4 separate regions of the Mus musculus genome follow, and regions 1, 2 and 3 are each linked to region 4. A link is a loop called in an ENCODE intact Hi-C map of the cell type or tissue named here. Cell type or tissue: heart. All regions are shown on one strand. Links, peaks and the distances in the headings refer to the core of each region. The heading gives the core; the rest is flanking DNA.

Region 1 (5,000 bases), core at 1-5,000, 170 kb after region 4:
TGTGTTGTGAAAGTAGATGCTGGGTACTGCTGGGAAGGACAATAGGTAGGTCGGGGCTCTGGCTCAGGACAGGAGAGAGCACAGAATGCATGGCAGTGCCATAGTGAAGCCCATGGCTGCCAGACAGTGATTTACAGCACAGTCACAGCCACGCCATGCTGCAGTTTGCCAACACTTGGCTTCAGCTCTTTTGACCTTTCCTATTGTCACGTGCTCCCATGCTGCCCACGCTACCACATACTTCCTCTCCCTCCACGTGGCAGTGGGTGACATCCTGACTACCTTTGAGCACTCATCACTAGCCCTTCCTGGCTTTCTTCAAGTGCACCTTCCCCTCTGTAACTTTCACCACGCTGATGCTTACACGTGAGTCTAATCATCTGTCTTCTTTTAAGACTGTGATTGTCTCTGAGAACAGAGTCAGCTTACTATAGCCTTACACATATGTTGCATGTAAAGTTTGTTGTGTATTAATTCATGGATGAGTGAGAAACATCAAGTCAAAAATTGAATTAAAATATGTGTACAAACCTAAGGCACCTCAGTATTTAATCTTCCATTCTTATATTTGAATTCTGGGCTCATTTGATTTTGAGATGGATATTTAGGTGGCCTGGAAAACTATGTAGGTCAGGCTATACCTAAACTCAATGATCCTCCTGCCTCTGCCTCCCAAGTACTAAGAATACTAACGTACTTCACCACACCTGGCTTTTGAGCCATTTTTATATTGAAAAAAAGAGCAATATTTAAGTTTCTATTTCAAAAATCTTCCATCCAAGCGTATTTCAGTGTTTCCCTAGAACTGTACTAAAGGAACTTGGTCCACTTCTAGGAAGGAAAGTCATCGCTTTAAGGATGAAGACTTTTTAGCATGAGAGTATCATAAAACATGTGCTACAGTGATAAAGACAGGCTCAAGGCCTTGTAAGCAGTTCGAGTGGCAGTCTGAGGGAGGAGAGCAGACTAGCCCCCAGTGGGACAGCTTCAGGGACGGCATCCCTCTAGGGTAGGATTGGATAGCTCTGTCTTTAGAAGGCACATCAGCTTCTGCCCTGGGCTTCCTAAGCAGCATCGCGAGGAAGAGCCATGGTTACCGTAGGTCACAGGCACAGAGGGTTAGGAAGAGAACCATACATTTCGGTAAATTAAGTTTTAACCACTGCCCCACAAGAGTCTGCGTTTAAAACAACTCATTATTACACTTAAGAACCCTTAAACCTAATCAAACCAAACCACAAACAACAAAACCCCTTTATTTTTGTGTTCTAAAAGGGAGAACCAATTATTGGCAGAATTTCCTGTTTTCTGTTGGGTTTATTTTATTTTGTATAGATATGATCTATTTTTAGGCACTTTGTTAAAGTAATTTAAAACTATCTTTTAAAAGTATTACACAGATTAAAAAGCTCCCTACGAAGTTGTCCTTTATCTGTGTGTGTGTGTTTTTTTTTTTTTTTTTATGTGCTAAACTATAGTGCTTCTTGGTTGTGCTCCATGAAGCAATTAAATAGTTTAAAAATGCAGTATCCGAGATAAGCAGTTACTCTCCATATTGAGAGAAAAGATGGGGCACCTGCTTGGGAGTGAGAGCAGGCTCAGTGATCTAGTTACTGTTTCAGCTTGTGGTGAACAGAAACAAGTGTCTTATTTACTAATTCATCGTCACATTGTGCCTTTCTCTATGCTGTCTGCTCTACCCCTTTAAATAAACAGTTTGCTTTTTTTTTTTTTAAACTAAGTAATAAGATTTTGGCTCAAGCTATTCTTGGGTTCCTTTTTGATGTGTACTAACTTTATTAAAAGATAAAATGTTCTAAATACCTTTAAAATATTCAGTGATAGAAATCTTCCAAGTTATAATAAAATGATTCAAATTTTTGCTTTAAAAATCCATTAAATTCTGCTTGATCATGTTCACTGATTTGTTCTGGGTAAAACTTGAAATAGCTTATTAGTTTATATGCTTTTTTAGATCCATGCTAACAGTGTTGTTAAGGGAAAATCTATATTTGAGAACTGTTAGCTTTAGATTTTTTCCTATGAATTTAATATTTGTATATATCAAAAAGAAAATCGTTTTTGAGTTTTTTGTTTGTTTGATTTTTTAAAATATCTTGTAGCTTGTGGTCTTGCTGTGTAGCACAGGCTGACCTTGAATTCTCAGCACCCTCTTTGTCTTCCTAAGTGCTGGCTTATGGGCAGGCTCTGCCATACCCGACAGAAGTCCCATCTTATGTCATGGTAAGCTAAGGTGTGAGTGATATATTAGGATTCCTTCTTGGAAAAAGATTAGTATTGAAATACAAATGCCAGGCATTTATTTCCTGCTATTGGTGGAGAGCTGCAGCTCCATAGCTGTCCTCTCTAAGACAGAGACTTTACAGAAGAGCTTCTTCAGTACAAGGGCTGTGGGAGTCGTTTTTAGAATGAATGTGTCTTGGACTCTAAGACAAGGATGATGGAATAAGTAGATGAAAGAAATCCTGCAGGACACCTTGGTTAGGAAGTATGTGTACCGTGGAGATCTTAACAGCATGCACATGTAGAGATCTGTGCAAGTGATCGCCATTGTTGTGATGGTGATGGTGGTGGTGGTTGTCCTCATTGTCATTGTGGTTTAGGGTGACTGATGGAAGACCTGTATTACAGGCAGACATAGCAAAATATAGGTAGAATAACTATTGGTATCCAGGGACGAGCTGCCGCTTGTATGGGCTCCAGTAGAATCTAGCTTTCTACTGTTTCTCTCTGAACTAATGTGAAGAAAGAACTGTAGGATACTAGTTTGGGCCTCTGGAACACTCAACATTAGTCAGGTAAGAAAGGAGCCAACCTAGAGAAGTAGACACTCTTCCAGTGATGTAAATAAAGGAAGCACTGTTTCAGCTCAGGGCCTGTTCACTCTGCAACAGGACATATGGCCAAATAGGCACCGTCAGCACGCTGACAGGATGTGAATTCCAAACGTGTGTGTGTTTGTGCTTCCTGCCGTAGGACTGTGGAGTCTAGACAGGATTGGTGGATCGTTCATTACCAGTCAGAGTTTTTACTTTGTAGAGGAGCAGAAAGGAGGTTAGAGACCCAGGGGACAGCTCGGAAGGAGATGTGTTTTGTGGCATCTTCTTCCCTCTTCCCTCTGCCGCTGTCCCTGCAGAATGAAGAGAACCTGAGCAAGATGCAAAGCCAGTTATAGAACGATGACAGCAGAGAGCAGCCAAAGCATGCAGTTTATATGGAATTTATTTTTCTTTACTTATTCTTAAGCAGGAGATTGATTTTAATGAAAATTATATAATTAGGGAATAGATAGTCGAAACCAGGTTAACTACATTGAATTCCAAAGATCTTTAGAGTTACCTTCTAAATGTCCTTTGAACAATATTTTTCAGAAGTAGTCATTTTGAGATGTAGATGTGTTAGTTTTCATTTCCTCCCAGAGTTCCTTTCAGATTTGAAAACCAGTCTACCTCCATCCACAACAGGCATTTCCAACAGACCCAGAAGCTTAAGACCCTCCCAGGCTGTTCACTTGCAGTTGGTACAGCAGAAGTGTAGGTTTTCTACACTTGGGTCTGTGCCCCATTTCACAGAGGTGACATTCCTGTGTGAGTCTTCTGGGCAAGAGCTGACAGAGGCAGAAGGAGAAATGGACGAGCAATAGTTGATATATGAAGGAACGAATAAGAACTGGAAATTAGAGAATGTTCAAAGACAAAGTCAGCAAAGAAAAGAGAATGTTGATGTTTTATTAGTGGAAAATCCTAAGCACATACTATTTAACATCCTCCTGGGTGCTGGAGGTGTATAACATGGCATACCTTGGCTATAGTCGGGAAACTGAAATTTAGAAACTAAAACATCCAACCATGTGTGAATTAAATTAAAAGTGTCTTTGCTGACATCTACAAGGCTAGATATTATTCTCATTTTATTTCCTAATTCATCTAGTCAGTATAATTTTGGTTTCTAGTTATTTCCATTAATCAGCAAAATAAAATTGTATTTTGACGATTCAAAAAAGGTACTGAATACCAATATTAGACCTTGCAGATACCAACAAAGGTAAAGTCAACGTAAACGTATTGCTTTGTATTCTTCATTATTAGAAAACAGAATAGAGTTCGATTAGTTATATGAGATGTTTGAAAATGGATGATAAAGTTTAACACGTAGAAGAAAAATATTGTTTTAAAATAAACAGTAAAATAGAAAAAAAGGCAAACTAGTAATCAATTTGTGGAAAGATAATGAAGAGAAGGATAATGTACTTCAGGATTAAAAAACCAAAACTGTTGAGCCAGTCCCCCAGTGGTGGGCAACGTTTGTGAGGTGGTGGAGAGACTGCTGCTGGGCGCCCTGTGGAGGTGCAGTTTATGATTTATCTGTACACTGGGAACTATTTATCTACATTATTTGGCATCAGACTTCTAACAGCAAGGCCTAGGAAGGGACCAGGCCTCTTCCCTCACTCTCCATCGAGAGAACTCTGCTTTGTAAAACCTGGAAGATTGATTGAAGAGAGCATGTTACTGGAAGGCTGTTCCTCAGGTGGAACTCTCTCCTCAGGAGGGAAAGACAGACTTCAGTCTCCCTGCAGTTTGCTCAACTCTAAAGGGAGGGCCTTGTAAAGGATGTGAAAGTGAAGTGAACATGGAGAAAGTTAGGTGTGCCAGTGAAGTGAAAGGTCTGGAAAATCTTCAATGAGCAAATTCACACCTAAGTCGGGGATATAAAAGGAACAATGACTGTAGTTCTTTCAGAAACACTCTTATATCCAAGGAAGCTGTTTTGCTTTGTTTTGCTGGTTTTGGTTTTGGTTTGGTTTTGCTGGTTTCGGTTTTGGTTTGGTTTTGCTGTTCCTTTTTTTGTTTTGTTTTGGTTTGGTTTGTTTTTTAGACAGGGCCTCACTATGTAACCCTGGCTGGCCTAGAACTTGGTATGTAGACCAGGGTGGCCCTGATCTCACAAAGATCTGCCTGTCTCTATCTTCTAGATGC
Region 2 (5,000 bases), core at 1-5,000, 230 kb after region 4:
AAAACAAATGTTGCAGAGCCCAAGTGAGCTTTATCAGTGTATGACCCATGGATCTGTCAGGACAAAAGGCACACATGCTTGCCACCATGCTGTCTGACTCAGCGTTTGCCAAAGCTGCCAGGTCTGGAGGTGGACATCACGGCTAATAGCATTCGACTTTAGTGCAGAGTGATGCCCAACATGGAGTCCAGAGTTTGATGTTCTGTGGATTCCTTTGCTTCTTGGTCTCAACCTATAGTCTCCATTAGAAATGAGGCTGCCCCTGAATGTAGGCTAGAAAAAGGGTTTTTTTTTCTTCTGCTCTCTAATTTGCTTTATATGATTAGTAGGACAAAGAAGGTAGATAAAATTACATGAGATAGCCTAGCCATCAGTGAGTAAGCAAGAAAAATCAGGAGACAGCTCAGGGTTTAAGCCACATGTGAGATTACAAGAGGCATTATTTTAGGACCATGGTCTCTGTTTCCCCTGGAACAAGGACAAGCCAGTCATTTTTAATGTTCACTTTATCTAATAAAACACATTTATCTCCTTTTGTATTCCAGAGTGAGGAGCATAGCATGTGTGTCAGTCAGGAGTACAGTTCTGCTAACAGATGATCACAGGGGACTAACATGTATGCATTCTGTAGTACACTGTTGACAGCAAAGGGGTGAAGTAAACTGTGGATTAAAAATAGAGCCTTATGTAATAGAATACCACTCTGTTGAACAACTCTGACCAAACCAGAGGACAGTGTGTTAAGTGACATAAAAGACACAAAAAGCCAGCACTGAGTGGCTCACTCTGACAGAATCTGTTCAAATGCTGGTCATGATGGGCCCCTTGAACGTCCCACTTGCAACCTGAAGCACGTAGGTGGAAAACAGACAGACAAATCAAGCACTTACTAGTAACAAATCATAAAGAAATGCATTTTAAAACGGTTTTTGATGTGCACTTTCTTATAATTTATTAAACACAAGATCTAATGAAATGTTCTCTGTGTGTATGAGAGTGGATGTATGAGAGAGAGAGAGAGAGAGAGAGAGAGAGAGAGAGAGAGAGAGAGACCAAGTGTATGTTCTTTGTGTAGTTCTGGCTGTCCTAGAAATTCTGTTTGGACTAGGCTGGCCTTGAACTCACAGAGCTCTGTATGCCTTTGCCTCCGGAATGCTGTCTTGTGTGTTTTATGTAAAGAGGCTTTCGCTGAATGCTTGTTACTTCAGGACATAGAGAATCTGATTTTTTTCAGAGTTGAATGGTTTTTATTTTACAGTCATCAACATAAAAACGTATTTCACATACATATGTGATAAGAGATAGCTGGCGTAGTTTAGGACCATCTCATAAGTTGTTGGAAGTCTGTCAAAATCAGCCTGGCCTGGCCTGGCTGCCCTGAACTCAGAGGAGCTTCAGTGCCAAGTAAAACTACAGGGTGGAGTTGAAAACCAGGCTCTCTGAAGCTCCTCCTTCCCTCTCTTGCCCCAGAAGGAGAGTTCACAAAAGGGAAAAGAGCTGAGAGCAGCCAGAGACACTGCATCCCCTTCCTGGTTGATGGTTAGAGACTGAGCACAGTGGGGTGTGGCAAGGGTGATTGATGGCTACCACAGTCTAGAAAGAAGTGCTCAGTCCTAATGACTACTTGGTCCTCTGGTCTGTCCAGTAAGGAGAGTTCACCTACTGCAGCTGGTATCTTTGTCATCTGTGGCTTGCTTTCTATTACCACAGTTTTTACTGTATAAGGATGTCATACAATATGTTTGCTCAAATCTGTCCCTTCAATCCTTCCCCTCCAATTCTTTCCTGTCCCCCTCCCCCACTTCTCCCTGCCAGTTCCATGTGTTCTGTTGTGGAGTCCATTGAGTACACTTCGTGTTGCCTGTATATAAATGCCACCACACTTTTTTGTTTATTTTAAAGTAGACCAAGCAGTGAACGGAGAGAGGACAATAGAGAAAAAGATTCTGTGCTTACAAGCACGGGTTTAAGGACAAAGTAGCTATCTCCAGTGACTTTATTTGTACCTTAACTAAGAAAATGAGGAACTATTTAGTGAACTCAAAAATACCAGCTTGACAGTCCAGAGTCTGGAGTTTAAGGCACAGAACTAGACGCTTGTGTGTTTAGCAGTCTGCCCTTGGAGGCTGCCATTCTCTCCCTAGAGGTTAAACCAAAAGGCCAGAGAATGAGGAAACAACTGTTCAGTGCTTGCTGTATACTAGATAGTAACCCATTCTCTCCCGACATGCTGCTTGACTTAATTACATCAAGACAAACATGCCAAAATCCACAAAGCTAGCACTGCGAACATGATCGACAGGGCCAAGTGAACAAAACAAGTCTCCTTTCAAGAATCAAAGCTGCCCCCTAGTGTTCACAGGCTGTAAATACTTATTTTAGGTGGTGCAGATACAGAAATAGCTCAAAGAAAGCAGTTGGATTGATTTGGAAGAATGTTTTCCTGTGGCCTTAGTCTATAACCAGATTAGCAGATGTGCTATTAGTACCACAGTTGCAATAGTGGCATGCTACCTTGCCTGTCCTGTCCACTGCTGCTATTGTTGGGAAACAATGGAAGCCCAAGTTTAAGTGGTCACATAAGCATTAAGTTATTTCATGTTATATTCAGAGGAACATAACTACTCTTTATTTCTCATTAAGAAAACAGAATATTTATAGAAACAGACTTGGAAAGTGTTGTGATCTAAAGTATCCTTCAAGCAGACGTAGTGACTATGTTTAATGGATGCTGTAGAATAGTAGCTAGGTGGTAGAAGGAAAAGACTCTAAAAGTTCATACTAGGACCTGCTATCTCAAAGTATATTTTAAAAAACAGACAAAATAGGTATATATTTAAAATAACATTTTGGTTCTACTTTTTTCCCCTTAAGCCAAATGAGAGTGCTGTCAATATCTACAGGGCCATTTTACCCTCCTAGGAGAGCCAGGCTGGCTGAATAGTTGCCGACAGTAAGACCTGACGTCACAGCATTGTGGTATAAAGCTTACAGTGTGTCGTTGTATATCGATGCAACAGCACAGCACAGACACTGACCTGAGTCCACACCGTACACCAGGAAGAGTGTCTCTCACAGTCACCTGGCGGCCAGTTCGGCACTCACATCTCCTTTCTTCTGGGAAGTGTGAGCCACGCCCTCAGTGCCCTGAAGAAGGGATCCATGGGAATGCTGCTTCTGCTTGTCCTTGGGAGCTTTCCTAGAACTTTATAATTCCCTTTAGAGGCGTTTTCCTGAAAGTGTCTCAGTAATAGAAACTGGCAGTGAGCAGTCCATAGCCTTACAGGAACTTGTGACACATTCCTAGGGGTGCCCGGGCAGGAGTGTGTCCTTCACTCTGCAGTTGTGTGTGCTACTCAGTAGTTAGTCCTTATGAGGTTCTAGTGAACTCTGAGTTTGATTTCATGGAGCTGTTGCCTGACCCTCGGTTCCTCGACACCTAATAGCTTTCTCTCAGTTTCTTTTATGGGCAAAGTGACTTCTTCTAACTTCCTGATATATCCACAGTGTTTTTCTTTTCTGTAAGATTTCTCAAGACATTTTATATACCACATTTTAACAAGGACTCCTGTAAAGGGCTTATAGCAGCTAATAAACACTTGATCACAGAGCATGTGAACATGAGCATCATTAGATGACATATATTAGAATGAAAATATCTATAATGTGCTCTAATGTCATGTGATACATGAGTGGGCTGCAATGATGCTTAGGAAGAAAGCACTGTAGAACACCAGATTGCCCAGACTACATATTCAGTGGAAGGTTGTCTGGAGTTTTACCCAGAGATTTCTGGAAGCACCCCTCCCTCGCGCACCCCCTTCCCACAGGGAGCCATCCTACCTCCAGGTTTTAGTCATTGACACAGCACCACTCTGCAAAGCCTTTATTTTGAAACAATGCAGGTGACCTATCCATGCTAAACACGTGGGAATTTTTACTTCTGAACTTTTCGGTAGCTACATTTCAAAAGCTTAGAGGCCACATGTGAGTGGGACCTGTGATGCGGCCAGGACAGATTAGAATGCCCATCAGCACAGGTTCTGCTGGACCACATGAGGATAATCCTGTTCTTACATCAGCTACAGGACTGTGGAAAGCATGCCTTCAACTTCGCTGTACCCATTTTGCTGTAGAGGTGCACCCTCATCTTTCCTTATTGCTTGTCCTTGTCTCTGAATATCGCTGTGTTCTATACTTTATATATAACTATAAATATATGTATCCATGTATATGCATGTATGTATATGTATACCGTGTGACTGATATTTAGTCCCAGGCTGAGGTCACTGGTGACGTGAAACCTTGTGTGTCACGTTGCCATGGAGTTGAGTGTGCACATTTCAGCACAGGGAATTCCTTATATACAATGGGGGCAGTGGTTTTGTTTTGACTTGCTTTTTTTCATCCTGCCCTCCCTTTTTTTGAGTTGAATACATTTTTTATTCATTGAGATTATAATACAATTACATCATTTCCCTCTGCTCTTTCTTATTGCTCGGTGTTCCCTACCATCCAACATAGGAGTCAGTTAAGCTACTTAACTAACTTAGCTTCTTCCTTCTACTAAAACAGAACTCAAGGCTAAATAAATTCTCCTTGATATAGCCAGTGTTAAAGGCTGAACAGCACCCCTGTGGCCCAGCCACCCTTCCCCAGCCTCACCTCCGCCTGTGGCTCTCTACATTTACTCTAGAGGACTGCCAGCTGAGCCCTGCACATGTTGCTCACCCACCTGGGGAGCTCTTCCCACTGCCATTCACCTGAACATCCTGCCCTGCTGTATGTAGCCCAGCCCAGCTTGCTGGGATTCCTCCACTTTCTCCTTTCTACCAACTTTATAGCCACAGGTCTCTTATTGGATTCTTCAGTGTGGAGCCTATCCTTTGGACTTTACCCATGTCTCATCCTGAGAGGTGCTGTCTCTGTTGAGATGGTCAGGAGCTGTGCTGTGCTCAGTGGTGGCCTCAGCCAAGTCACTTGTCAATCTCATCATACTG
Region 3 (8,300 bases), core at 1,538-6,537, 300 kb before region 4:
CAGAGAACTCCAGCCCGGCTGAGAACTCCAGTGCTGTGCTCTTATACAGACAAGCCTGTCTCCTGCTCCCTTTCCTGACAGGACTCTGGAACTACCAAGTTCACCTTCTTGTCATCTCCAGAACTTTCCCAGCTTTCTGGACAGGCAGGAGAACCACACCTCTCTGAGCCCGTCCTTAGAGGTCAAAGCACAGCAAGAACTCTGGTCCCAGAGAAGAGGGAGTAGGTGAAAACCAGTCCCCTGTCCATAAAAAAAAAAAAAGGGGGGGAAGTTACCCAGTGCAACCTCGGAACAGAATCTGGGGAAAGAATGCTTGCTTAAGTAAGTGGACCTAAGCTGAAATTCCACCGCCTGCACATGGTTTTTAAAGGATGGTTACATATTAGATGATGCTAACTAACGCTCTTCTTGGACAAAACACTGAGAAGAGTTTAAAGCTCACTTGGTCCCAACCTCCACACAAGCACTTTAACTCAGGCTTCTGCAACGTTAGGTTTTACAATTAAGCATTTTCTTTCCTCTCTCTCTCTCTCTCTCTCTCTCTCTCTCTCTCTCTCTCTCTCTCTCTGTCTCTCTCTCTCTCTTTTTAATAATGTTTTGTTTTCAGGTTTTCCAACTTGCCCATTTTGAAGTTTCAATTTCTAGTTCATAGATGTGGGACCTCCGTGTGTGCCCTCATACTTTTTATTATATTAAGCAATTTCGTTTGTGCTCCCAGAGCATTTCGGCTTATTTGTGCCAGAGGAATGGCCGATGGTGTTATAACCGATTCGGGGCCTACTGGAGAAAACGAATTTTTTCTCTCTGGTCCTGCTTCCAATTTAAGTTTGTAAAGATTTTACCATATTTTGTCTGTTTACCCTCACTGAAATGTTCTCAAAGGTTTGGCTTTGCCTTTCTAATATCAGAGACTTAAAGGGGAAAAAAAGCATACAGATTGCTCAAGCTCTGATCACACCGCCTTTTCTTTACATTTAAAGTTACTCAGAATCTGACTCCTTTCATCATTAGGACTTAGACAATAGTTAATTTTATTCTTTATTACATTGAAAGAAATGATAATTCTAATAAAAGAAAATAACCAGGTTGCCAAGCACCATCCATACACAGCAGGATGGACGATTCACTAAGCTGCCCAGCCTTTAAGGGAATGAAAGGCCCCTGAGCTTTGACAGCTTAACTCTTCAGAGAAAGGTCTTGCTCTAAGAGAAGGATAGGGTAGAGAAGGTGAGAATGTCCTCTCTGGGATGCGTGCAGTGCCGAAAGAGGAAATGCCTTGAAAACTTAAAATAACACAGAGATCCCCGGGGTAGTACTGGAGGCTAGGTTATCCTAGCCAACACATCTTTTAAGCTCAGTGGTGAACCTGTCCTTGCCCTGTTCTGATGTGTAATAAAACTTACAGGCATCTCTTTCCCTCCCCCTCTCTCTGGGGAAGAGGGGTGTGTGGGTGTTTGCACATGGAAACCTCCCCAGGTATCTGGTCTCTGTACCTAGACGTCCCTCTTCTTACAAGGACACGGGTCACAACAGATTCAGGACCTGTCCTAATCTAGTGTGACCTTATTTTAATCTTGACCACATCTGTCAAGGCTATATTTTTAAACAAAGTCACCAATACAAAACCCATGGGCTTAGGTGACGGTGGGAGAGGGGACAGTCTATAAAGGAAAGGCAGGCAGAATGGGAGAAAGACAGCCCCATATCCTGCACCAAACATAGGCATCTGTCTCAGAAAAACACCCAAACTGCAACTGCTCCAGCCTGAGATTCAGGCCACAGTCTCAGAGACGTTCTGGAAACCAAAATGACACTAGCCAAAAATAGAGCAGAGGGTACCAGCAGCTATTAAAGGGGACTGTACTCTAGGTTAAGGCCTGCTTCCTAACCCACGGATACTGCGAGACTAAAGAGCCAAAAAGAGCACTTAACATTCACTGACTGAAAGAGTGCCAGTGTCAGAGAGGAAGGACAGACAGGGGAAACAGACAGAGAGGAGAGGAGGCTAGGATCTGCTGCATTTCGTGTGTGTGTGTGTGTGTGTGTGTGTGTGTGTGTGTGTCTCCCTCCCTCTCTCTCTTTGGATATAACAAAAGTTTCTTGACATATTTCCCAGCATGAGTCACAGTCTCTGCCCTTCAAGTCATTTCCACTCCAAGTCTGTGCATGTTTAAAGCTCTGGCACTGACTCTCTTCTCCTTCCATATGAATCAGCGCTCAGTAGCAGTGTCTCAAGGAGACAACCTTCAGCAGTGGAGAACGGAAGGCCAGGCAGATGTGCTGCATCAGCAGCAGCTGAGCCCCTCACAAAGCACAGGCTGCGAGCTTCACCGAGTCCCACAGTGTCCATGTTCTCACCTCATGGGCTACTCGTGTCCTCCGACTACTGTGCGCCACACAGACCAAACCAACTGATGAGCATAAAGTTAGTCATGTCTTTCCCTAAAACGTCTATGCATTTGAAATTCATATAAATGGGGGAATGTACTCGTATCATACAAAACACTCTGCTAAGTATTCCTTTGGCCTATGGACCATGAAATAAAACACTAGATTTATCTCCCCCACGTTAAATAGCTAAAACTCTAACAAACAAAAATAAAAGTATGAAGAAGGTGTTTTCTGACCTTTCATACAGACCACGCATGGCAGTGATCTCTGGGAGAAACGCAATAAGCAACCAGACTCCAGAAGTGCCCAGCTCGCAAAGTCAGAGGCAGCAAAGCCAAACAGAGCCCTAGAGTCACTGGCTCTATAGAGGCAGCGTTCTGAGTTGAGGAAACAGGGAGTCAACTGTGGACAGAGTGCACGCACGGCAGCCACTGAGAGGGAACTCTGGCGACCGAGAAGAGCACGCTGCGTCTCCCTGAGTAGTGTTCACGCAGGCATGTAAGGAAACTACTAGAGCCTGGGAATCACAGGCAGATGAAGTATGCAACCTAATCCTCAGAGCCCACACAGGGCCGGAGTCTTTCATATGCCCAGCTGCGTCCCGACACGCACGGCAGTGAACAGCATCCTCGGCATACCTCAGCGGTGGTCCAAATGAGACCTAATCTAAAGGCTGGTTGAGACCTGCCCCACTATATCTTAAAAACAGTCCCTGAAAGAATCAAACTGATTGCCAGGGGAAAGGAGGAACCAGGAAATGGGAAAAGTTGGTCACCAGAGTTTTCGTTGGGCGGGAATGATAGCTGTCGCCTTGCGCAATAAGGTGACTGTAACTAAAACCATCCTTGCAGACTTCAGTGTGGCTAAAGGGGACTGTAAATCTTCTCACCACCAAAAACTGATAAGGACTCGAAGTGAGGGGTATGTTAATCATCCCAATCCAACCGTTACACGATAAAGACCTGCAATGAACCTTCCAAATGAAAGCACACCACAATATAAGCACAAAACAAGAGAGTTTCCAAAGGAAAAAGGAGAGACAGAGACAGAGACAGAGAGACAAAGAGACAGAGAGATCAGCTCCTGGAATTCTCAGTGCATCTTTTTGTGGAAATGGGGTAATGGGGTATTCAGCATAAACTAACATCTAGAATCCAATAAAAAAAAAAAATGAACAGGCATGCCCAGAAGACCCAAAACCTGACTGAAATAATAAGAAAAAAAGTCAGTGAACAAAATGGAACAGAAATGTACAGTGGATGGAATTAAGCACAGCGGCGTGAGAACAGCTATCAGGAAGCCCTTCAGTGGCTCCTCAAAGGGGGGGGGGGGAATGACAATAATGAACAAAAAAAGACAAATACAGACAGTGGCTCAGGGGACTAGGGAGCCGGCTAACTGGTGAGAGTACTTACTAAGCAAGCTTGGACCCCAGCCCTGCATCGTGCCTGGGTCTGCAGCCTAGCACCAAGGGGACTCACTAAGCCAGAGGAGCATCAGTGCTTTCTGGAGAGGGAATCCAGCAAAACTGCAAGCTCCCGGTTCATTCAGAGGTCCTGTCTCAAGGACTAAGGCAGAGAGCCAGTGCTCTCCCGTGCCTAAGTTAAACTTCTAACGATTAAAAAACAATTAAGCATCTGAACTGAAAGCTATACTACTACATAAAATCAACAGCTTATTTATAAGTCCAGAAGAAAATCTTACTAAACCTCAGGACTTAACAACAGAAACTAACAGGGATGACAGGGGAAGGCAGAGAAAGCCACCATTTGTATTTTGTCCAGTTTTGAGCCAGTTAAGGGCTTGGAGAGCCAATTAAGCTAAGAGCAAATGAATTTCATTTTCCTATCTCTAATCGCTGTTAACAGAAAGAAAAGAGCTGAACTTACAATGACTAGATCTGGTTTGTACTCTCAGTTCTTCCTGGGGTCTTCTGCAGACCCAGTTACTGTAAAGTCTCTCGAGTTTGAAAGGCTTGCTACTCCATATCTGTTTGAACAAGAGGCTGTGTCTACGGCAAATGCCCCCAAACACTGCTCCCTTCAATGTGACCAGAAGCCATCTGTGTGTCCAGAAGTACTTGCTATCTGCCTACTACGCCCTGGGACCCAGCAAAGCCACAGGGGCCAGACGCTGGAGACCAGATAAGATCTTGACAGAATGCAGAAAATGGATACTGAACATTAATGTTATCATTTCAGGCAGTAATAACTTGCAGTGGAAACAATTAGGACATGAACCAAATCAGAGAACAGCACATGCATGAAGTCTTACCTAATATTACGCCATATTGATACAGCCTGAAGCCTGAAATAGAAATAACAGTGGCTGGAAAGTTATGGGAAGAACTGTCTCAGACAGCAGGAGACAGTGCCTCTGGGAAGTAGAGTTGTAACAGACCAAAATGAAGCTAACACTCAAGCAAAGTGTTAACTAAAGAAAAGCAAGTACAGGCCGAGAAGAGCTGGTGCAAAGGTCCTGTAGCCAGAAGGAGCAGACATGGAGAGTCAGATCATGTACAGATATATTGGTCACAACAAGGAATTTAGATTATTCCCATTTTATTCTAAGTGCTAATGGTGAAATTACTCCAAAATCAAATCATTGGGTCACAAAGTACCATTTCTTCCTCAACAAATAAAACTTTAAAGGAAAAAAATCTATACTTTAATTACACAAAGACAAAACTCATTAAAGGGTAGTGTATTTTCTTCCAGTGTGCTTTGAATGTGACTTCTTTAAATTAGTTTTCAACCCCACCGTAAAAACAACTGTGAAGCCTACTTCTTTCCTATAAGTATATTATGCCATAAAAATGAATGTTGTATCACAAATACTTAACTGCAGTTCAGAGAAGGAAGCCTGGCACTCCAGTGCACATCAGGGAGATGACAGCTAATAGGGATATATTACATACTTGATGCCTAGAGAGGACACTGAACATCTGTGTCACAGAGGAAGGGTAACTGAGGACCACATCTGGCAGCTACTCTCATTACAGCGCATCTGCACACACTCACAGTACACCCCGTAAGCATGTTCCATCATGTACCAACTGAAAACAGCCACACGTTATCATGAGACTTTCTACATGGCAGGCAACAGCTGTATACAGCTGCACATGGATGGCTCTGACGTTCACAGTGAGTACAAACTGTTCACTATTTGTGTCTTTGTGAGTAAAGTCTTCTCCCCTCATAATCTGAGGAAAACAAAAAAACAAAAAACCTTGATTGCTTTAATGTTTCTGACATACACTGCTAAGATTTTTTTCTAGGTCTCCCTTCCAGCTCGACCACACATGTGAGAAAATGCCTGTTCTGCTGCCCTTGGGTGTGGCAATTTTCTTCATTGTGATTGTTTTATTGATCTGGAGTTCCCTTCCTCTTGTTAGCCTGGGTGAGAAGTGGCATTCCGATGCTGCTGTGGCTTCCCCTTCCTCTGCTCTCAGCGTCCATGTGAGCTGTGCAGCCCACTGGAGAATCAATCACCTGAAAGGACCCAGGCGCGACCCAAGACCCTCACTCAAACACTAACCCTGACCAGCCGAGTGTCAGGCACATTAGTCAAGCTACCGTCTAAGCCCACCCAGCTGCAGGCAAATGCCACCAGGTGACTTTAGACAGTACCACAAGAAAAGGAAGCATCCCCAACCAGGAAACAGAGACAGACACAGAGAGACACAGAGACAGAGACGAAGGCAGACTGACTGACAGACTCTTTTTGGTTCTAGATGAAGTTCTGGGGATACAATCTAAGTCTTATAAGTGTTAGGCAGCCATTCTTCTGCTGAGCTACATCCCCAGCCCCAGCAAGGCATCCCTGGCCCATGAACTCTATATTCTCTTCTAGGAACTGTCTGCTTCCCTGCTACTGTATGCTTGCTCACTCTTCTATTGGGGCACTAAGGCTTTAGGAATGAATCCAAGCAGCACTGAAGGTGCTAATCTTCATCTGTAGGACTTCTAACACAGATTTGCGCTTTTATTTTTATTATAAACTAGTCATAAATACTTTAAAACTTTCTAGCAGTTTATTTGAAGCTTTAAGGAAATCTTTTCTCCGTGCACAAAGGCTCACCCCTGTAACCTGCCACGTGGGAGGCAGAGACAAGAAGACCACTATGACTTAGCAAGTTTGCAAGGATGCATGGGGAGAGTTCCGGAGCAGCCCGGACTACAGATAGCCCACCTTTAAGGAGAGAGGGACAGATTGCTTATTACTGATCTATTTTCTTACAGCGTTTCTCTTACGGTTCATTAGAAGGTGGCTCCCACTTATTCTCACACCACCCTTCTTACTTAGAAGAAGCTTAAAAACATGACTCTAGCTCAGCAACTCAGCAGCACGTTTAGAGCATTACACAGGCATGGCGGGTCCACCCGCACACCGCCACATCTCCATTCAGTCCTGAACCCAAGTAGGAAACACTGTGGGGCCACCTTGGACTGCTGAGCTAAGGAAAGCCTTAGATAAATGCTTCCCCTTTCAGCTCACGGCAGACTGCTTCACTTCATAGTTGTCTGCAGATCCTGAAACAGTGACGAGCCAGGCACCAGAAGAAACTCCACAACACGCGTTCGAGAGGCTTCCCCTCCTCTGCCCTGCAACTGTGCACAAGGAGCACTTTACACCCTGAGACTGTTTTTGAAATACCTGCACACCAATCTCTACCCTGACCTTAACGGCAACACAGGCTAAGGCACTTCATACCCGTTCTCATTTAGGATGGCCTGCCTATTGCTATGGCAGCCAAAAAAAAAAAAAAAAAAAAGGTTTAACATGTAAGTAAACACTGAAAAGGAAAGATGAAAATTACACTAATGAGTTGACAGAAAAAGTAGCATAAGACAAAATAAATGAAATAATAAAAATAAATAAGAAAAGTGAGTCACATAAAACCCAGTTTAATCCAGAAACATGCAAGTGCATTGGGCGTCACTACCGAGGGAATTCTAGACAAAACCACTAGGACAGTTCTACCTCAGAAAGCTATAGCAGGACTAGAGATTGAGCTCCAGGCTGCATGCACACTGTCCAGACTCTACCACCAAGCCACACTCAAGGCTCCAGGAAAACTATTGATGGAACAATAAAGAACAAACTGAGGAGGAAATCCATCATAATTACCTTGACCTACATCAGACAACAGTCAACAGAAAGCAACCAACACCTGGGCCCAATGATTTTTTTTAAAACTCTTAAGAAAATTAAAAAATAAATTTAACTATTAATTAAAAATTTAAAAAATACAAATTTTTAATTTCATAAAGAAAAACTAATAAAAATTATAACAATATGCCTTACTAGGTAAAGGTGCTTGCTGTTAGGGCCGATAGCCTGAATATAAATTGATCCCCAGAACCTACATGTTAGAGGGAGAGAACTTACCCCAGCAAACTGTCCTCTGACCTTCACACATCTACTATGGTACACGCACACACACACTTACACACACACTTAAGTAATTCACTAGCAAAATAATGTAATAAAATATCTACAATAAGTTATCTGAAAAAGAATATATAATAGAACTTTAATCAAAAAGAGCGATGATTGATAGGATAATCATAGATGAAATCAACTACAGAACATTAGTAAAAACGAAATTGATTGTGATAGATTAGTTCAGGGAATTAAATAGAGTTTAGAAATGGACCGCTCTATGTATGTGAATTAGCATCTGCTGGTGCAGAGTGTGGGCTCACTCACAGAGAAATGCATGCACCAAAGAGCCCACAGGAGCCACTCTGGTACCTACAAAGTAACTAACTACACAGGGCACACGGCTCTCCACAGCGAGCTCCAAATGGACCAGTGCCCTACAGGCAGCAAACAAGACAACAGTGCCAAGAGGACGCTGCCAGGATTTAGAAGTTAAGGAGTTCCTAATCAAAACAGCAGCTCAG
Region 4 (8,150 bases), core at 3,151-8,150:
TCTTTCTTTCCTTTCTTTTCTTTTCTTTTTTCTTTTTTGGTTCTTCAAGACAGGGTTTCTCTGTATAGCCCTAGCTGTCCTGGAACTCACTCTGTAGATCAGGCTGGCCTCGAACTCAGAAATCCGCCTGCCTCTGCCTCTGGAGTGCGCCACCACGCCCGGCTTTTATGAAGCTTTCAATTTCCAATCTCTTCCTTCTCTTCTCAAAAGTGAGAACAAGACACCTGGTCTTCAACCCTGTGTCTGGGATCTCAAATTTGGCTCTGAATATGTGTTTCAAATCTCATTAATTACAATATTGGTCCCAAGAGGTACAGCTGCAAAGAACACTCTTTGTACTCAAAATAATTTGAACAAGGGCAAAGAAGCATTTTATTTACATGTGTAAACATTAAGGGAAAAGCAGTACAGGAAGGCTCAGGTAGCTGCTGAGAGTTTTAATGATAATTGATTCGGTTACTTAAGCTTCAAGGTCACCACATATATGCACATATTCATATAAAAGTCACTTATATTTCTTGGATGCTATCACTCTTGCAGCGGTAATTCTGGCATCAATTTGGCAAGTTCTGAACTAAGACCTTTTAACATTTTATTCTTTCCAGATACTAAGACCATATTGTTCTGAATCCTATATCTTATTATGCAGATCTGTAATTTAGTTTTTAAATATCAGAAAATATGCCAGTACCCACAGGACTTTCTAATGAAACAAATTTGGTGAAAAAAACCAATCACATGAACACATTACAATAATAGACAGCAAATAGTATCTCCAATTTTCCTTCTTCATTTTCTTTTCTCTTTAGAATACATCAGGGCAAGCTGCAACTCTTTGTGGTCCTGTGTTATCAGAACACAACACCTACAACCAGACATTGTCATCCTGTTAGCGACTGTTGGCCTGGGGGTAGACAGTCAAGTGCATAATAAAGATAACTAAGTGCCTTACAGGAGGAGGGTCATCTGCAACATACCAGAACTACCTAAACGCCTTGCTTAAGATGGGATTGGCCATCTAAAGTAAGCAGCCCTAGCTATATGTCAGAATCCTTTGGAAGCTAGCAATTGTAAGTGCTTGGGTCCTACTCAAGGTCGATTGGTCATTCTGTACGCAAACAAACACAGGCAGGAGAATCTCAACACCACTTAAAGAAGAATGGCTCAGTGTTTTGTTTCCTTTTGACAGCACAAAGTCCATTTTTGGTTTCAATGGGAATCTTTCCCTTTTCCAGGTGTAGGAAAAGGGTAAGCTCCTTGTCACACATAGAAACACTTGCAAAGTGAGAGTTACATGGCAAGGCAACCTCTCCCCCCCCCCCTCTCAAAAGGGTGTTCTGTGCCTCCCCCCCCCCCAAATGACCTATTAAGTAGCAGTACACCTAGTCAAGCTGGCTTCTATCTTTTATCCCTGACAGCAGGTGGTGACTGTATCTCATTCCATCAGTGGGTGCTTGATTTACTTACAGTCTGACTCCATCCTATCCTCTAACTGGTATGGAGAGAAGGTCAGGAAATATAGGTCCTTGTGACTTTAACTATCTTTGGTAGGAAAAAAAACAAAACAAAACAAACAAACCGTTTCTGACTCAGTTGTGGACCTGGAGGGAGTTCAGCAGTTGCCAGAGGTCTCTTCCTGAAAGTATTCTGAGCACTGCCACACATGCAGTGTTCCATGGGTGGAGCAGAGCCTTAAGATGGTAAACATTTTCTGACTTAAAGCTAACAGCAGATCAAAGAATAACAGCTCCACAAGGCTAGCCTTGGAGGTAATGTTTGGGAATGGTGGCAACTTTATACATATTTGAGCATTTTAGCAAGTTTCTTTTTTTTTTTGAAAGAGTGGATTGCTGGCTGGCTCAGACCCATTTCTTCTAGGTCTTCACAGTCCATGAATGTAATGTTTCAAGCACCAAATCCCTGCAGATTATTAGAACCAGAAGGGAGGACATGTACGTCGTGTAGCTCAGCCACCATTGTGGGTCATTTAAAACAGAAAATAAAATTACAGTTTGAAATGGCAAATTATTTCTCTTTGGAATTAATCTAGTTAAGCCAATGTCACCTTGTATACTTTCTTTATACTCACTTCTTTTACTGGCGTAATTATTGTCTATTCTATAGAAATGTATATTTTTAAAAGCCATGCCTGCCCTCCATTATTTTTGTCATGCTCATGCCTCCTCCATTGGACTGTTTCTTCTATTCTTTTTCCCTCTTTTTATAGTTTACTTTCCACCTTCATTTCCCTCAAAAACAGTGGAAGTCCGTCCTCTTTATTTCCCCCAGTCTTTGATTGATGCTCAGTTGCCAGCCCGTTTTGATTCTCTCCCTCTGTCTCACTCACTGCCCTTCTTTAACCTTCTGCTGTTTTATTTCTGTCACTTGCTATCAGAACCCACAAACTCCATTTCTTTCCTTTCCATCTATCTCTGCATCTCCATATGCATTTTTATGATCCTACTGCTAAATGCTTAAAGCTGTGTGCAATAGAAAGGTATGCTTCCTCATTTGAATGTTATTTCCTTTCCTTAGCATAACCGTTACTCCTCTATTCATGCTTTTCTGAGGTCTCCATGTCCTACCCCAATGGCACCTCTCTTCCCCTGTCACCTCCCATTTGAAGCTCATCTCTTCTCTCAACCGGATTTCTACTCTGTCTGATTTTACAGCCAAGGATCTTTAACAAAATAAAGGATGGAGTCTATCAGAAACCAGGTTGCGTGTGTCTTGAGAAACTTTTGCGCATTCACTGAAATGAGATTAGGGACTTGGATCCAAAAATATTCTCCGGGAGTTTTCAGCTTGGGCACAGCTTTGCACATCTTGGGCTCTGCGGCCTATTCTGCTGGGCAAATACAGGGATGTCTTTCAGGGCCTTCTCTGAATCTTTCCAGTCCAAGGGTCAAATTGAAATGACATTGCCCATCCAAACTATAAAAGCAGGCCGAGTAGAGAATGCCTGGGCCCCTGGTCTGCTGCAGGTCTGTGCAGAGTACTGGGGAGGTAGGGACCCAGGCCTTGGGCCACTGCGGTCCCACGAGTCGGTCTCTTGACCTCTTTGGGAAGGGGAGGGGGTGTAGTCCCCTCTTAGACAGGAGGCAGACGCCAGGGAGGGTGGTCCTTTGGGATTCAGGGCTTGACTTCAGAGCCGGCGACAGCACCTCAGCGGGCGCCCCAATGGGAGGCACGGTGCCTCCCAGGGAGAGACAGAGGTTCGCTCAGTCCTTGAGCCAGAAGGTCGAGGGTTCAGAGCGGGCGTCCCCGGCCTGCTGGCCCTCCGGGAACGGGATTGGGGCGACACCCCAGACAGGAGGGATGAGATCAACCGCGGGTACGGACCCGGGGTGCCTGGCCGGAGAGGAGCGGGAGAGGAGGTTGGCGGGACCCCGGCGCCGGGTCCGCGGGTCCGCCTGTGGACTCGCCGGGCGCCCCGAAGTCTGGGGCCGCCGCGACTCCCGTTCCGCAGTCGCTGCCAGGCACTCCAGGCCGCACTTTCCCCTCCTCCCCGCGCCTTCTCTCCAGTGAGGAGCCGGGCGCGGGCGGCGCGGGGGGCGGGGCGGCGGCGGAGGGAACAGCCAGTTGTTTAAAATCCTTCTAGAGCAGTTTCTAATTCCCCCCTAGCGCCCGGGTTCGGAGGGGGAGGGGGGAAGGAGAGCGGGAGGGGGAGCGCGGCGGAGAGGGAAGGAGGGAGGGAGGGAGGGAGCGGGAGAGGGAGGGAGGGAGGGAGGAGACTGCCGCTTAGGCCGAGCCGCCGCCGCGCGCTCCGGCAGGCCGGAGGGAGGGGAGGCCTGTCAGTCTCGCGCGTTGCCAGGGCGAGGAGGGCGGAGCTCTGGCGTGGGGCGGCCAATGGTGGGGGTGGCTGCGTGGGTCGCCATGGGGACGGGGCTGTTCCCGGGGAGGCTGTGATGGGTTGACAGGTGCGTGACAGTGGGAGCTGCTCTCGGCACAAGCATGTACGGCAAAGGCAAGAGTAACAGCAGCGCCGTCCCGTCCGACAGCCAGGCCCGGGAGAAGTGAGTGTCTCCGCGCCGCAGCCACCTCCGCCTTCGCACGCGCGCACACTCGCGCACGCACTCGCACTCTCCGGGAACCGCAGCCACACGGCCGCCCCGCCGCGGGGGAGCCGGGGGTGGGCTGCAGGGGGAGGCGCGGGGCGGGGGCGCGCGGCTCCGGGGAGCGGCCGCCTGCCTCCACGGGGGAGCCCCCCGGGTGGGTGGCCGCGGGCAGCGGGCGGCGGGAGGGACGCGCGTGGCGGGGGGACGGCGGCGGCGGGGATGGAAACTTGTTTGGGTGGTTGAGGGGAACCACCCGCGGCTTCACCTCCTCGCAAAGTAACTTTGGAGCTGTGGTCCAGGACGGCCGGGCCGCGGCGCGCGGCGGGCCTGGGGGGCGCGGGCTGCGGGGCGGCCGGGGTCCGGCGGGGCCGCGGCGGGGGCCCGCGAGCGTGGAGAGGGGAGAGGACGGCGGGCCGGGCGGGCGGAAGCGGGGCCCCGCGGGGCGCGGAGGGCAAGTGCGGGCGTGGGCCGGGCGGGCGGGCGGGCGCAGAGACGCGGGTCCGCGGGTTCTCCCGGCGCAGGCCGAGCTGGCTGGCGGGCGGGTCCGGGGCGGCGGGGGAAGTTTGGGAGTGGGAGCGCCGAGTTCCCGGAGGGAGAGTGTGTGCTGGCCCGCGCGGGGTCGGTCGCGAGAGCTTGGCGCTCCTGCCTCCCGCCGCACACCGGCTCGGCGGCGGCCCCAGAACTTTTTGAGACTTGCGGTGTCCCCGGGGGTTGGTGGCCGCGGGCGCGGAGGGCAGGTCCCGTGGGCCGTGGCGGCGCCGCGAGGAGGGCTGCCCGCGGTGTGGACCCGACGCGGGTCGGCGTGGGGGCTGCGGCAGAGATGCTGGGCACAAGCCGCTCCGCTGGGTCGTGGGGGATACAGGTGGTAACTTCGGTGGGAACCCGGAGGACGTTGGGGAGCCGAGGTGCCACGGTCGCGGCACGCTGCGGAGCAGGCTAGTTGGCTGCTATTCTTGTGTACTTGTAACGGCGATTTGGTTGTTACTAAAATGAGAGCGAATAGTGACTCTGACACCGAGGAAGAACCCTCCCCCCCCCCCTTTTTCCTATGTGCAGATGTTCAGACTGATTCCCTGTACTGGGTCTGCTGGGGGCGGGGGGGGGGCGTCAAGCTTATCCTTGTCATTGAACATACTGTCTTGCTGAGGGGACTCAGGCTGGGGGAGAGCAAGTCCTTCTCAGAGGTACTCTGGGTCTCTTGCATACAAAAACAGCTTGGTAAATAAAAAAATCCAAATGTGTAGGCTACGGAGTTTACCCCCCTTGCTTAGGCAGTTAGTCATACCCTTGAAAGTTTGTTGTGCCCCAGGGAGGGGAACATGTTCTAATCTTTGTGTTGGCAGCAATACACACACAATTCCCATAGGGTTTAGAGGTGGCAGGCCCTGATGTAGGAAAACAAAACACAACAACAACAACAACAACAACAACATTAATGGAGAGATGTTTTTGATTCCTTCACCCCTGGTATTTTAAAGATCTTGCTGTGACAAGGAATATAAAAAACATACAGTGTTTATTGCCTGGTTAAGAAACTGTAGTTACTGGACTTGGAGTTCTAAAATATTACTGTGTGCTTATTAATCATTTGGCTGTAATATATCTGATAAAAACATCTGGAGGAGGATGCTTTAATGTTTATAAAATACCCGAATTTCACAGTTTGAGGAGTGAAAGGAATTGTATGTGATTCATTGAAAACAGAATCTTGTTGGGGGTTGACTGAATTTGGTATTAATTTGGGTTTTAGCTGGACTCCCATGAATAGCTGATATTCAGCCTAGTCGATTCCTTGGTCTCATGACTTTAAAAAAACAAAAATAAAATTGATTTTCAGTGCAGAGACGACAAGGGAGTTAGATTTGGTATGTTTTGGTCCTTTCCAGCTCTAATTCTGATTCTGTCACAAAAACAAGTAATTGCCACTTTACTCTCATCTGCCAAACTGAACACCAAGGAACATCATTCTTAGGAGCAAAGCGACGAGGGCTCGGCTAGATGGTGCTGTTTGATTTAAATATCTTTCTTCCATTTACTACAATTGGCAGTCGAGTTCTTAACTCGTTTTGCCTTGTGGACTAGACAGGTGAAGAAGCCACTTGAGTTGACAGTGGCTGTCTGAGTTTATTGTTTCTGCGTTAATTTCTAGCAGATCTAAGACAAACATTGAAGAACACCCTATTTTTATAGAATCAATGTCATGGGAGAGTTGATGTGATCACTGTTGTTTCTGTTTACTGATATCAGTATATTGATTGCAGAAGATGGGAAACTTAAAGTTGCCATTAAACGTATGGGGACGGATTTTTGTTTTTAATTTTGAAGGAAGCAGATTTGAAGAGTTAGCCAAGATAAATAATTCTCTAGTAAGCAACTTAAGACCGTTCCAGTCTTAAAAGTCACAATTAGTTTATATTTTAGTAATAAGTATGAGTATATCTTTATAAAACAGTTTTGCAGAATGAGTTGTGAGTAATGGCAAAGACGGAGTGAACATACTAGCTTTATAATCAAGAGTGTGTTTTCTCACACAGCTTCACAAAGGGAAAGCTGGCAGTCACTTACCTGAATTTAAGTCTTTGCTTTGTCTTGCAATAAGAAGTTACTATATAAAGTATTTGAAATTAATCCATGGCTTGTATAATTTATAAAATTTTGTTTTGTAATTCTGAACATAAAAATTGGCTAGGGTCAGGTTAATTGTGTGTTTTGTTGTTTTACAAAATAAACAGGTTAAGCCTACTCAGAGGTTTGCAAAAGGTTTAATTAGGGAGAGTGATTGAACAACCCTGGAGGAAGGTGGGCTGTTCGCATAGAAATTTTAATTCTGATCCTGATAGATTATTGCCACTGGCTTTAGTACTTCCCTTATAGCACTGACCACGATAATCAGTGTTTCTTTTGAGTAGGGAACAATACTTTTTATTTCTCTCTTAAGGTGGTTTTTTGTTTTTGTTTTTTTGTTTTTGTTTCTTTTACATTAAGAACCCTGTCTTCTAATACTGGAAGTTGCAGTTTCTTGGTGATGGATATGCCAGACTCAAAGGAATCTTTGCAGTGTGAAAAGTTCTCATTGTAAGGACATTCAAGGTTGAGTTCTATATTCTTTAGCATGGTTTTATTTAAAAAAAAAAAAAAATCCTGAACAGGAATCCAGAGAAGAACTGTTGTGTTTGCCACAGTGTATGCCAACTCTGTGTGGAGAGGTTCATCATGTTTATTTTCTCTTTATTCATATTTCTTCTTGTTCTCCCAATAATTCTGATAGGTGGCTTTTTTCCTTCTCCCTTTATGTAACAAGACAGATTCCCTGTCTGATTAAGTAACTACCCAGGGATAAGATGCTAGAAAGTAGGAGAGCTGTGCTTTCAACCAAGGTTTCTCCAGCTTTTGCACTTGTCATTGAAACTGAAAGATACAGTTTCAATGACCAGGTTACCTTCTCTATCTAGGATAGAGTGTCACCGATTTAGGAAACAGTATTACATAATCAGATATAACAGCATCAGGATTTTGTCAGCTGTGTAATCTTGACCAAGCTGCATCCTTGGGCTTATAACTTTCCATGTTGGCAGGTTGCAAGTATGTATGTGGTGTGGAAGAAGGCAGAGAAAATATTTAGAGATGGAAGTTAGAATCCTAAAATAAAGAAGAATCCTTGTCTCTTGAGACTTTCCATTTTGTTTGATCACTGACAATTTCAAATTAAGTATAATAGTTGTGAGCAGTTTATGAAATATGTTTAAGCCACACCACTAAAGAACTAGTGATAAGCCAATACATACTGATACATTTATTTATTTATTTATCTGGGTCTCGTGTGGCCCAGACAAGCCTGAAACTCCCAATGAAGCAAGGATGCCCTTCAACTTTCACCCTCCTGCCTGCCTCTAGCTCAGTGCTGGAATTATGGGCGTGTATCACCACACCCATTTTTATGTGGTGCTGGGCAGGCTCAGTACCAACCGAGCTACAGCCTCAGCTTCTCATTTGTTAACATTCTGTTAGGATACTGAAGAAGAATTTGCTAGGAATTGAAGATGGGCATGAGAGACACATGGTAAACAGTAACTTTTATCAAGGAGTTATTGA

What was found. A loop is a pair of places that touch in the nucleus more often than their neighbours do. Peaks named below come from ENCODE experiments on the same cell type or tissue, not always from the same donor. Only the 100,000 strongest peaks of a DNase experiment are listed, where the experiment ranks them.
Region 1: a loop joins it to region 4, with 6 times the contacts of the local background. A loop is called at or near these places in 23 of 42 quality-filtered maps.
Region 2: a loop joins it to region 4, with 4 times the contacts of the local background. A loop is called at or near these places in 6 of 42 quality-filtered maps.
Region 3: it touches region 4 in a loop (2.1-fold over the local background); 2 of 42 quality-filtered maps call a loop at or near these places.

What each region holds. Positions count from the first base shown.
Region 1 is chr13:91,631,376-91,636,375 of GRCm38, forward strand. The region is part of intron 4 of Ssbp2 (single-stranded DNA binding protein 2); the gene reads left to right. Among named protein-coding and RNA genes, the nearest start is that of Gm22778, 89 kb to the right of the region's middle. In heart, for the core only: no CTCF peak of the experiment used is centred there; no DNase peak of the experiment used is centred there.
Region 2 is chr13:91,694,896-91,699,895 of GRCm38, forward strand. All of the region lies in intron 16 of Ssbp2 (single-stranded DNA binding protein 2), which reads left to right. Among named protein-coding and RNA genes, the nearest start is that of Gm22778, 26 kb to the right of the region's middle. In heart, for the core only: a CTCF peak has its summit at 2,356 (motif pointing left); a DNase peak (open chromatin) is centred at 1,456.
Region 3 is chr13:91,163,224-91,171,523 of GRCm38, forward strand. The region is part of intron 2 of Atg10 (autophagy related 10); the gene reads right to left. Among named protein-coding and RNA genes, the nearest start is that of Atg10, 57 kb to the right of the region's middle. In heart, for the core only: no CTCF peak of the experiment used is centred there; no DNase peak of the experiment used is centred there; H3K27ac peaks cover 2,400 bases.
Region 4 is chr13:91,457,233-91,465,382 of GRCm38, forward strand. Ssbp2 (single-stranded DNA binding protein 2) reads left to right here and starts at 3,865. Exons shown (of 17, transcript NM_024272.4): 1 at 3,865-4,016. The coding sequence starts at 3,955. In heart, for the core only: a CTCF peak has its summit at 6,071; DNase peaks (open chromatin) are centred at 3,579, 3,709 and 4,809; H3K4me3 peaks cover 2,486 bases; H3K27ac peaks cover 2,179 bases.